Regions from separate parts of the Homo sapiens genome. Here all the other regions are linked to region 2. Evidence: chromatin contacts called from ENCODE Hi-C or POLR2A ChIA-PET data. All regions are on one chromosome and are shown on one strand. The core of a region is the stretch at or near the end of the contact, and the rest is flanking DNA. Distances in the headings are between cores, read along the strand shown.

The links. A loop is a pair of places that touch in the nucleus more often than their neighbours do. ChIA-PET counts read pairs that join two places held with the same protein, here RNA polymerase II (POLR2A). Pooled maps may share reads with other maps.
Region 1: a loop to region 2 is called in a map of natural killer cell, with 2.1 times the contacts of the local background. The contact joins the promoter of GRAP2 here to the enhancer-like site in region 2. A Hi-C loop is called at or near these places in 1 of 168 maps with a recorded cell type or tissue (natural killer cell). POLR2A ChIA-PET finds 5 or more read pairs at or near these places in 2 of 52 experiments (HepG2 and T-cell).
Region 3: a pooled map shows a loop between it and region 2 (3-fold over the local background). The contact joins two enhancer-like sites. A Hi-C loop is called at or near these places in 1 of 168 maps with a recorded cell type or tissue (gastrocnemius medialis) and 5 of 50 pooled maps. POLR2A ChIA-PET finds 5 or more read pairs at or near these places in 1 of 52 experiments (activated T-cell).

The regions. Positions count from the first base shown.
Region 1 is chr22:39,899,368-39,903,562 of GRCh38, forward strand. It overlaps GRAP2 (GRB2 related adaptor protein 2), which reads left to right and starts at 1,717. Exons shown (of 8, transcript NM_004810.4): 1 at 1,717-1,963.
Region 2 is chr22:40,114,310-40,118,568 of GRCh38, forward strand. It overlaps a transcript of TNRC6B not described here. Among named protein-coding and RNA genes, the nearest start is that of TNRC6B, 61 kb to the right of the region's middle. Within about 2 kb of position 2,647, at least 2 of the 41 ENCODE cell types and tissues checked have a DNase peak (open chromatin) inside an H3K27ac peak, as active enhancers do.
Region 3 is chr22:40,287,586-40,291,769 of GRCh38, forward strand. The region is part of intron 12 of TNRC6B (trinucleotide repeat containing adaptor 6B); the gene reads left to right. Among named protein-coding and RNA genes, the nearest start is that of ADSL, 57 kb to the right of the region's middle. Within about 2 kb of position 2,491, at least 12 of the 41 ENCODE cell types and tissues checked have a DNase peak (open chromatin) inside an H3K27ac peak, as active enhancers do.

The DNA of each region.
Region 1 (4,195 bases), core at 467-2,966, 220 kb before region 2:
ACCATAGAATTTTAGGGACTCCTTTAACCATTTCAAAACCATCGACTTGGGAGCTATCAAAGAATAAGGACTGTAGCCAGAGGATTTCAGCATTTAAAAACTTGGCAATAGAGCTGTTCAGTGTAATGATCCAAGAAGGTCCTTAGAAGGCTGAATAATTCTGAGGTCAAGGTTGAGACGTTATTATTTTTAAAGTAGCAAGATGTTGTTATTTTTAAATTTTATCTTTATAATGTGGAAATAGCAGAGATCCTTTTCAGATATAACCAGGATTTAAGAAAATTTGACAAAGTTGCATTAATAAAAAGAAAGCCTGTTATTAAGGAGCTACAGGGCCGGGTGCGGTGGCTCATGCCTGTAATCCCAGCACTTTGGGAGGTTGAGGCGGGCGGATCATCTGAGTTCAGGAGTTCAAGACCAGCCTGGCCGACATGGTGAAACCCCATCTCTACTAAAAATACAAAAAAAATTAGCCAGGCATGGTGGCAGGTACCTGTAATCCCAGCTACTTGGGAGGCTGAAGCAAGAGAATCACTTGTACTCGGGAGACGGAGGTTGCAGTGAGCCAAGATCATGCCATTGCACTCCAGCCTGGGCAAGAAGAGTGAAACTCCGTCTCAAAAAAAAAAAGGAGTTATGGATAGAAAATTACTTCCTTTAACTCATTCGACAAATATTTACTGAGCATTTTCTGTCACCTTGACACTTTGCTGATTCTTCTTTTCTATTTCAATAAAAATGTTGGGCAATTATAACCAAGGAAAAGGTTTTAAGAAAGTAAATTTTAAGCAAGGTTTAGATATAAAGAAGCAAAGAGATGGAAAAGGATGCCGTTTCACATTGCAGAAAAAGTTTAAATTTTAGAACCCCAAATTGAATCTCTCCTTGACACTCTCCTCTTGGTATTCCAGGGATTAATGCTAGGAACATCCCAGTGAGCCAACATTTCCCTCCTCATCTTGGATCCAGTCCCCAAACTCTGAATGGTGCCACTTAGCAAGTAGCAATGTCTCTAATTTTCTGTAAAAGATGCAACGTTGGCAATCCATTTTCTAGCAAGAGCAAAGAGAAAGGAAGAGGCCTTCACAAGTTGCAGTTGATATAGGGGGAAGGGTGAGTGGTACATTTAAAGGTAAGAACTAAGGAAGTTGAAGGTAACAAAACTCAAGGTCAATGGAAAGTCTTAAATCCCAGAAAGCCTTCAGTCTAAGACTCAACAGAAATTGAAGTCCCAGAAATTGAAGGAACTGGTTCCACCTCATGCTGGACTGTGGCAAACCTGGGGTGAGAATGCATCCCAGCTCAGAATGTTTCTTCTTTTTTTGTCAAGAGTAATATTAGAGGCTGAGTGTATGAACAAAGCATCTTTCCTGGGATTTTAACATTGTGAGTGATCGAGGGTGCTCTTAAATAAGTTCCCCCAAGAAGCCCTAATGTTCCTCTGGATGCATGATTATACTAAGAGAATAAGAGTTTTCCTTAAGATCAGCTTGCTGATGGACCATATCAAGAACTATAAATTTTCTTATGTGAACACAAGTGTTCAGGGGGGATATTGTTAAAACTGAAACCAAGCATAAAGAAGCAAAAGTGTTTCAGTGAACCTCCTGCATTTTAGTTCAACTCTGGCAGCAAGAAAACAAAACCACATAATCTAAGGCTCACGCCCAACTCTCCGAAGCCCCATATGTGCTAGTTCCTGTGTGGTTTGCCTACAGACTGCAGGGCTGACTAGGGTTAGTTTGGAGGAGGGAGTAAGAGGTGGGGAGGAGGAGGCACAGTTAATGGATCTGTAAACTTGCACCCTCTTTCAGAGTGGTACATGGAAGACAGCACAAAGTGGATCCATACTCTGAAATGCAGTAACTCTGATGCTTGAATTTGTCTCCCTTCTTGCCAGAAAGGATTCTAATAACTCGGTGTCAAAGCCAAGACATAAACTCAACCCCTTCTCTTCCAAAAGGTATGTCATTATACAACATCTGTACATATACTCTAGAAACTTTGAACAGTTTTATAATTTGCAGAATGTTCTGTATGAGTTAATTAAAATGAATCTCACTAGTTCTCTAAATATTGCTTTTAAGTCCCATCAGCTAAGGTCTCTAAACCTTTTGCTGTGACAATGTTTGTGGTGATGGGATTTGACTTCTATCAAATGAACTGGGAGAACACTTGTTCCTTACCCAGTCCATAACACAAAAATCTCCACAAACTGGCTTCAGAAGCATCTCAGGGAAAGATTTTCGACCTTGGGATCATGGAGGTAAAATTCCACTTCACCATGGTCAGAATTTAATCCAAATTGGAAGGGATTGGAGGGGGTGGTAGAGGGCTGAGCAGTGATGAATGAACACTAGCACTCTGAGGTCAGGATTTCTCTCTTTGCTTGAATTTCTAGTTCTGTTCGCATTTTTGTTACCTGTACAAAGGACACCAGTTTTCATTCCTTTACGAAAAGAAAACTTTATGTTGAAGTGTATTTTGGAAGGGTATTGTCTCTCTTCGTACTAGCCGTTAGGCTCCATCCCTATGACTGTCTCTGGTTTAGGCGTCCAGTCTGAAGATAGCTGCTTTGTGTTCTTTGTCCCAACTCTTCCTGAACGTGAGGATTGAACATACCAACCAAAGGTTTCACTAATTTAAAATGTACTGTATTGCCCTGACAGGTATACTGTCAAAAAAAATTTACCGTATTTATCTACCTGGAATTAGGCCTTCTTAATAAAGTGTATGCAGCATAATTTGCACACTATTGAACATACACATCCCTAGATAAACTAGGAGTGGGAAGTGTTTTAGATCTAAACATCCAATGGGAAAAATTTCGTGTGTTCTCGTTATGTTATCTGAGGATGGGAAACTTCAGGTCGCAGAATCTTTTGTTCTATGCAGCAATGTTTGTCATAAACGGTTTAGTTCTTTAGTGGCTCCTTTTTGTTTCTTATTTTTGGTTTCGGAAAGAGTATTTAGCAGAAGTTACTCTCCTTTAACAATCCAGTATTTTATGTAAAACTTTATAGAATAATTTTATAGTGATTCTCTTTACAAAACCATCTGCTATTAAATAAGGAACACTGTGTAAATAGAGGACCACCTAAGTATATTTAATTTTCAAATACGAAAAAAATCTGACTCATACCCTTTTTTGTTTTTTTGTAAAAGAGAGGTGGCCCTATATTATTGAATAAAACTGCTTTTTTAGATTGAACTTGGAGTGTCTCCCATGTGGTAAACTGAAATCTTATTCTCCCCAAATTGTAATAGATTTTATCTTTTTAAAAATGACTTTACTGAAGCAGAGGAGAAGGAGATGATCAATCTATTCAATATGAAGAAATATCTCTGTTGCTAATACAATATCCTTTTGAATATCTCCCACATCTTAGGCCCTGGTGAAAATCCCTTTCAATTGTTCTGTCTACCTCGTAGGGATGTTGTAAGAATAAATGAGTTAACATAGATATGAAGTGCCTTAGGAAAAAGGCTCTATAAAAATGCAAGGCGATATCATGATTAGTTGTTTCTTTGACTCTTGATCATTTTCTTCCCACTTCTTATACAAAATGTCTCTCACTTATTTCCTGAAGCCATCTCTTTTAGAACTATTGCTTCCTAGAAGAGCTGAAAATGATCCTAGTTCCAACATATTTATTGATTCCCAGATAATAACACCCACTGGTGTTGATGACTGACAGGGTTCATGCCTAAGCTTGAGTAGAACTTGCCCTTTTTTCCTGGGTCAAGAAAAGTCTGCAATTGTTCGAAAATGTGTCAGTAAGTGTGATTCCATCACGATTTCTTAAATAAGTAACAGTTGCTGCTGGATAATCCTGGGGGCAGATGATTCATTTTTGTGCCCCTATCAAACAAACTCAAAACTTGTTAAAGAATCTTTATAAGTTGTTTGAATCAAACAATAGGGTCGCTAGGTCCCCATTTTGTCCATTTGAGGTATTTGCCCAGCATACCTTGGTCTGTAAAGAAATAGCACAGCCTTGGCTGGGCGCGGTGGCTCATGCTTATAATCCTAGCACTTTGGGAGGCCGAGGTGGGCAGATCTCCAAAAATAAATAATAATAATGATAATAACACAGCCTCATGAGTCTTTTTTTTTTTTTTTTTTTTGAGACAGGGTCTCACTCTGTCACTCAGGCTGGAGTACAGTGGCACAATCACAGCTCACTGCAGCCTC
Region 2 (4,259 bases), core at 1,397-3,896:
GAATTCTTTATTTTTATTTTCATTTTTTTGAGACTGGGTCTTACTGTGTCATCCAAGCTGGAGTGCAGTGGTGTAATCATGGTTCACTGCAGCCTTGACCTCCCAGACTCAAGCAATTCTCCTGCCTTAGCCTCTTTAGTAGCTGAGACTACAGGCACATGCCACCATGCCCCGTTAATTTTTTACATTTTTTTGTAGAGATAGGGTCTTCCTGTGTTGCTCAGGCTGATCTCGAACTCCTGAGCTTAACTGATCCTCCTGCCTCGGCCTCTCAAAGTGAAGTGCTAGGATTATAGGAGTGAGCCACCACGCCCGGCCTAGAGGAATTCTTGCAGCCGGCTTGCAGTTTAGCAGGACCTGGGGATTGATTTAACCCAAGATCCACTGAACATTCCCACCCCTTCTATGAATTCCAAGACTAGTTTGGCTGCTCTGAAAGAGAAGAGAGAAAACTGGAGTGGTTCACAGTTTTACTGCTGCAGCTGTACCTGATCAGATGGTAGGATTACCGTGTAGTTCTGAGCATTTCAAAGCAGTTGTGGAGGAATTTGCCGCTATTTATACCTTGGAAGGAAAATAGTGCTGTAGGTAACTTCAACTAGATAATTTCAAATGTTGATTTTATAATTAATTTTTATGTTTATTTTGAATACGTGTGTACCTGATACAGAGGTTCACAGCCTGGCAGAGAAAGTAATGCAGCTGTTCTGTAAAACCTGGATTCAAGAGTACTTGGAAAACTGCTCAGTTTCCCTAGCCTACCTGTCCTCTACCTTAATTCTTTTTTTCCCCTCCCTTCTGAATACAGGCAGTGTCTGAGACTCACTGCCAAGCAGGCTAGGGACTGAGTGACATGGTCTCTTTCTAGCCTTGTCTGTTAAGGAGACATGTAATGAACAACTTTACAGGGTTGGCACACTATTTGGACTAATGATAGATCCAGAGAAGAGGCTGTGTTTTAACCTAAGCGGGAAACTTTAATCAGAATAGGGAACTAAAAATTAGTGTTATTCTCTTGATAGTCTCTGCGGTTGACAAAAAATTAATGAATCCAGTCGTCCTCTGAAGTGCTGAGGGTCAGACATAACCACGTAGCCTCGAGTTCTCTGTAAGGGCCAGACCCATCTTGGAGGTTGCAGCTAACTTCAATTTTTACCAATGCATTTAATTAGGGGACCCATCCACATTCAAGTACTGAATTGCTGGGATCCCATTGGGATTCAGTTCAGCTTATGTTTATTGGACTCTACCCAATACCAAATTCAAAGGTGTGTCAGACATGGTCCTTGCTATCAAGGAGCTCCTGCTGAGTGAAGAAAATGGACCCGTGGATATTACCAATATAATGTGTATCTCGGAGGAGGAACACTTTGTCCAACCAGGGAGGATACAGAAAATTTCTAGGAGATAACACCTAAAGGAAAAGGGGAAGGGAATAGGCAGAGGGCTCTCAGACATTAATGTGTGTGTTGTGAGTAAGGAAACTGTGCAGTCATGAAGTGATAATGGGTCTGGAGAGGCCTTGGATTTTACCCTAAAGGTAGTTATTGACTGAATTTAGGTGGCGAGATACCCAGAGGTCAAATTTGCTCTTCAGCAAGAAAGACTGCTGTGATACAGTGTACAGTAGGGAGATAGGGAGACAAGTCAAAATATTTCTAATTCTCATCACAGTTCCATCTGAGATGTATTGATTCAAACACTATTAAATAAAGTAAGTCAAATAGAGGGGACGACAGATAGCAGGGCAGTGAGGTGCTTTCAGATTCCCTGCAGCACCATCTCAGCACTGTGCTCTAACGTGGGGCTGAAGCCCTGACTTACAATCTCTAGCTGTGGGGAATGGAGCACGCTGTCTTGGACAGAAGTATTGGGTTGACTGTGAAACTAAGGGGCCAACTTCCAAATAGTGCCAGCTTTCTGACAGCGGTGTAGATGCTGGTCCCAGATGAGCCTCTGCTGGGCTCGCCATTGCTTTGAGCACCTACACACACATAGGTAGCTCCAACCTTGAGGAGCATTCCTTCTGCGTTTGTTTGTTCATTGTAAAATGAAGTTGCTGGCCATTTAATATATATTCCTATATCTCTGTATTCAAATACATGAATATATATTTCAGAGAGAGATTCCATCATGGAATAAATAAAATATTTACTGCATTTACTAGCAACTTGCTATGAATTGATTTTGAAGAGACTGTTCCAGCCATTATGGGGGAATGGATTGGGGAGGAGCAAGAGTAGGAACAGAGAACCAGCGAAATGGCCCCAACAAGCAAGAAGGACAGCAGTGAAAATGAAGAATTATGGGTAGATCTGAGAAACAGATTTTGAAAGAGGAAATGATAGGACTTGCTGATGGGCTGATATGAGGGGTTGGGTGAGAAATTCATGACGGATGTCAGGGTCTGACCTAAACACCTGGGTAGGGGGTGATGCCCTTGATTGTACAAAGCCTTAATATTAATAACCACTTGCCTTTATTGAGCATGTGTTTGGTATCCTGCCCTGTACTAAGAGTTTTACACATACTTCATTTAAACTTCAAAAGAACCCTATGAAGAAGGTGTTGTTATTGTTCCCAGTGTTGGTTGAGGAAGCTGAGCTCTGAGGGGTTGGGCTGCGGGCCTAGAAACAATAGCTGGTGAAAGGAGGAGCTGGATTTCCACAAGTCTGCCTGTGCCACTGTTTCATGTGGCATCTTGCTATGAGCATACAGTTCATAGTGATTTTTTTCTCTTTTCAGGGTTGTGGTTTTTTGCACTGAATGTAACCTAGACTCATCTTCACGGGCTTGTGTTGCCCCAGGTACTGTCAAAGGTAAGTTTTTAAAATATATATCTACCATGTATTGGCAATAGTCTTCTTAAAAAGAAGAAAAGTACTTTTTCAAAAACATTGTTGCCCTTTTACCAAGTTCTTACAGAAAGATATTTTTAAGGTGACCATCATACCAGCCCCTTGCTTTCCTACTATATGGTAGGTGCCTTTTAAAAGCACTGGTATTTAGATGGATACTGACATTTGGTGCCTCATGCTAGAAAGCTACAACTTAGTTATTAGGATTATGTGAATTTTATGTGAGTGTTCCCCTAGCGTCTCTGTCTCTCACCTTTCCCTGCTGCGGTCTGTAGTCCACATTACTGCCAGGGTTCACTTTCTGAATGATAGATTTACTCAGGTCATGCCTTTGCTTAAACAGCCCTCATGGCATCCAGTTGCTGCAGATGTTGTCCCACAGATCCCTTCAAACCTAATTCCAGTCAACATTTCTGGTTGCTTTTTTAGTGAATCCTTATCTGTAAGCCTTAATGGACCATTTTCTTTTCCCTAGATATATATATAGTATTTTTTCGTGGCTTTGTGCCTTGGTTGATGCTTTTCTCTTTTTAGAGCTTGGAAGCAGGGAGAAGAATGTGACTATCTACTCTTCTTGTTGTATTTTTCCTGTTATCTTCTTCTCCCAAACTCCCTTGGCAGAATTTCTTTTTCATCTGTATTCTAAGAGCACCTGTTGTTATTACAGTAATAAATTATTCAATATTTTATATTAAAGTTGTTTATTTGTATCTGTCTCCTTTACTAATATATAAACCCTTTGAGACTGCTTGGAAAGGAGCTAACCTATTTTCAATGCCTAAAAGAGGCCCCCACAAGCAAGAAAGGATGACAGCAGTGAAAATGAAGAATTGTGGGTGGATCTGAGAAACAAATTTTGAAAGCAAAAATGATAGGACTTGCTAATATGAGGGGTCCAGGGTAGGATTGCTAATATGAGCTAATATGAGGGGTCCAGGGTAGGATGATAAATTGATGATGAATTTCTCCCCAACCCTTTGCTAGGCTTATGTGCCTAGTGTATGCACCTTGTCTCTATAGAGACAGCCACTTACCTGAAGACAGTAGCCATAACCATAGCCACTGCTAAGGTCAAAATACTGTGTGGCCTATGGTTTTTGAACCTCCAGTTCAGCCTCAGTAGTATAGAGAAATAAGATAAAATGCTCTTAGACACCTTGCTAAGAGTTCTACACACATTGTTTAATTTAGTCTTTATAACACCTTTTCCTGCACAGCTTTATGGATGAAAATATCAGGATTAGAAAGTTAAATAACTTGCCCAAGACCACACAGCTAATAACTGACAAAGAAGAACGGTTCTACATTTTCAAAGCCACAGCTCATTCCAGCATAACACAGTATCCCAGCACCATCTGGCATGTGATAGAGGCACAGTAAATGTTTATTGAATTGATATCT
Region 3 (4,184 bases), core at 1,241-3,740, 170 kb after region 2:
GTCCTTTAGACAGAGCCATTTCTGACTTCCCTGGCACTCTACAATGGCAGTGTCTTCTTAAGTCTTGGAGCATACACATACTTTACAGTATCCTTTGGTATCAGGCTGACAGTCATCCATGGTTATCAAATATCTGTAGCATGTTAGATAATGTCTTCATCGTGCACAGATGGAGAAAATGCCATCTCTCTCTCTGCAGCCTCTTGGAGTTGGTGGCAGAGGGGTGGGTTGAGGTGAGGAGGAGGTGATAGCAGAATTCCCAGCAGATAGTGTGATAAATGTATAGAAATGTTTAACAGAGTTTGGGTAATCGGCTGAGCCTTCACACTAGCAGTGACGTCTGAGTCTTAAAGAATGAGTCAGAATTTTCTGAGCACACCAGATTAAAAGTGCCTTCTAAGCAGCAGGAGCCTCATGTGCAAGGGGCAATAATATCTAGAAGAACATAGCATTTGGGGGAAAGGCAGTTACTCTGAATAATTAGTTAGAGCTTGTTGAAACGTACACACAAATGCACACACACTGTCTTAGAATAGAAAAGAAAGGAACTAGACAAGAAGTATGGGACCAAATTTGGAAAAGGTGTTTGCTTTGCTTAGGATTTGGGACTTGGCCCTATGGGCCAATCCTTTTCAACGTGGTTTACAACCATTATTTGGGTTGCTACTTAAAGACACAGTTCCCAGGTCTCCAGTCTTCTGTGACAGGTGGCTTTGGGACTTAGTCACCCCCGTGTGATCTTTATGTGCACTTACAGTTTGGCCACTGCTGTAGACAATATACTATTAAAGATTTTTCAGCTGAGTAGTGATGTAGGAAAATTTAAGGTTTAGAAGATGCTGGGTGCAGTGGCTCACACCTGCAATCCCAGCCCTTTGGGAGGCTGAGGCAGGCAGATTGCTTCAGCCCAGGAGTTTGAGACCAGCCTGGACCACATAGTAAAACCCCATCTCTACAAATTTTTTTTTTTTTTTTGAGTTGGAGTCTCACTCTGTTGCCCAGGCTGGAGTGCAGTGGCACAATCTCTGCTCACTGCAACCTCCGCCTCCCAAGTTCAAGTGATTCTCCTGCCTCAGCCTCCCGAGTAGCTGGGACTACAGGAGTGTGCCACTATGCCTGGCTAATTTTTGTATTTTTAGTAGAGACGGCATTTCACTATGTTGGCCAGGCTGGTCTCGAACTCCTGACCTCCTGATCCACCCGCCCTGGCCTCCCAAAATGCTGGGATTACAGGCGTGAGCCACTGTGCCCAGCTTTTTTTTTTTTTTTTTTTTGAGGCAGAGTCTCTCTCTCACTCAGCTCACTGCAACCTCCACCTCCTGGGTTCAAGTGATTCTTGTGCCTCAGCCTCCTGAGTAGCTAGGATTACAAGCATGCGCCACCACGCCTGGCTAATTTTTGTATTTTTAGTAGAGATGGGGTTTCACCATGTTGGCCAAGCTGGTCTGGGACTCTTGACCTCAAGTGATCCACCCCACCTTGACCTCCCAAAGTGCTGGGATTACAGGCGTGAGCCACCGCGCCCAGCCTACAAAAAATTTTTTTTAATGATCCAGGCATGGTGGTGTGTACCTTTAGTCCCAGCTGCTCAGGAGGCTGAGGTGGGAGGATAGATTGAGTCTGGGAGGCGAGGCTGCAGTGAACCACGATCAAGCCACTGCACTCCAGCCTGGGCAACAGAGCAAGACCCCGTCTCAAAAAAGAAAAAAAGAGGAAGGGAGGGAGGGAACAAACAAACACTGGAAGTAATATAGAGGACATGTTTGAATGGCAGGAGTACTAGAGCAAAAGAGTGCAGTTGCAGGACTAGTACAGGAGTCTAGGTAAGGCAGCGACAGTGGGAATTAACCTTCTTGTGGAAGTCACCTCTGATCTTTTCCTTGCATAATATGATGATCTGTTCTCTAGTCTCTTCTTACTCAGTGTATCAGCAGCATTTGACAGAGTTCCCCTCCTTTCTGAAGCACTTCCTGTGTTTGGCTTTTGGACACCTACTACACTGGTTCTCCATCTGCCTCTCCTTCTCCATCTCCTTTACGAGTTCCTCCTCAAGTTCTCAATACATATTCAGCAGAATGTCCCAGATCTCAACCTTCGAACCTCTCCTCACCATCTGTAGTCAGTGCCAGGTGATCTTACCAAGTGGAATGACTTTAAGCACTGAATTCCAAAATTGTGTCTTCAGCCCACATCATTTTTCCTCAACTCCACAGACTACTCATAGGTTGCCTTACAGGTTAACATGTTCAAAACACAGCTTCTGATCTCACCCCACACTGCCCTCAAAAACATCCCCTTAACTCCCAGCAAATGGCACTCTCATCCTATAGGAGTTCAGGCCAAAAACCTTGGAGCTCGTGACCATGTTCATTGCATCAGTAAGACTGCCCTTCAAACCTTTATCCAAAAGCGGATCCTTTTTTACCACTTTCAACAGCACAGGCCCTGGCCAAGCCACCGCCGTTTCTGTCTAGGTTATTGCAGTGACTTCCTGCCTGTTCCCCACCCTGCCTCGGCTCAACATTTGCCTGTCTCACGTCTGAGTCAGACTGATTCTCTGACACCGCACTGTCCAGTGTGATAGCCGTCAGCCACATCAGCCCTTGAAATGTGGCCGCTGGACTGGAAGCACTGAATTTTAAATTTTATTTTAATTAACTTAAATAGCCACGTCTGGTTCATAGTCACTGTGCAGACAGCACAGACGTAGAACGTGTCGGCGTTGCAGGAAGTTCTGCACAGCACTGTGCTAAAACAAAAGGCAGGTTGTGTTACTCTTTCAGCGGGAATCCCCTCGTGGCTGGTTCTCTCGCTGAGAATGCAAGGCAAAAGCAAAGTCTTTACTCTGGTCTTTGAGGTTCCTGGTGATCCCACCTCCCCACAAGTACAGGTCACTGTCCCATACCTTCATGCTGCTCCAGCCAAGTGGCCCCCACACACCAAGCATACGCTTAGAACATCCTTCCCAGATGGCAGCATGGCTCAGTCTTTATCTCCTTCAGCTCTCTGCTTCTCTGCCACCTTCCCTAGGAGCTTTCTCAGGGCAGCTACGTACAGTGTGCAGCCTGCCCTGTCACTCCCCCACCCCCCGACCCGCTTGCTCCTTGTCTTTTCTCCCTCTCTGCCCCGCGCCTAGGAGTATAATAAGCTTCACAGTGGCAGGGTCTGGGCCTGCTGTGTTCACTGCTGGAGCCTGAGCAGGGCATGTATTTTGAGCTCGGTGACTATATATCAAGTCATGGGAAGATGCATATCAGAGTGATTTCAAAAGTGGAATTGTTGGGAAAGTTGCAGTTAACTTTGTGTGAGAGACTTGGGTACTACAGATCTCTTTATGACCAAAGTGTCTGCTCTACCCAAAAAAGAAAATTACTTGTGTTCCCTCCATTTTTGAATTTTGTTTTATTTATTTAATGCATACTGGGAGCAGAATATTAAATATTGGATTATTCTGTCTTTTCCCAACATTTCTGTATTTCTAAAAAATGAAGCAGTTGGGTAACTCTGAAGAAAGAAAAGGCCAGGCACGGTGGTTTACTCCTATAATCCCAGCACTTTGGGAGACCAAGATGGGCAGATTGCTTGAGCCCAGGAGTTCAAGACCAGCCTGGGCAATATGGCAAAACCTGTCTCTAACAGAAATACAAAAAATTAGCCGGGCATGGTGGTGCATGCTGTAGTCCCAGCTACTTGGGAGGCTGAGGTGAGAGGATGACCTGAGCCCAGGAGGTTGAGGCTGCAGTGAGCCATGGTGACACCGCTGCAATCCAGCCTGGGTGACAGTGATATCCTGTCTTAAAAAAAAAAATGAAAAAGACAAGATAACCACACACAGTTTGGATAGCGGAGAAACAAATTCTTAAAGAAACCTCCAACCCAAATACAATGACAGGAATTATTTTTACTAATTCCCTATTCAGACACTATTCATATACAGGGATGCTTTTCACATTATTGCACTCAGGGTCACTAGAACCTGATGTTAACATTGTGTCCTTGAATTTTCTGCTGTTGCTATGTAGCATTCACGGTGATCATAATGATGTTTCATCAGGTAGATTTACCTTGATTTACTTAACATTCCCTTCCCCCACTGTTGAGTATTAAATTGTTTTTAATTTTTCCCTGTTACAAATAATGCTGCAGAGAAATCCTTATACATAAACCCTTGCCCACATTTTTTC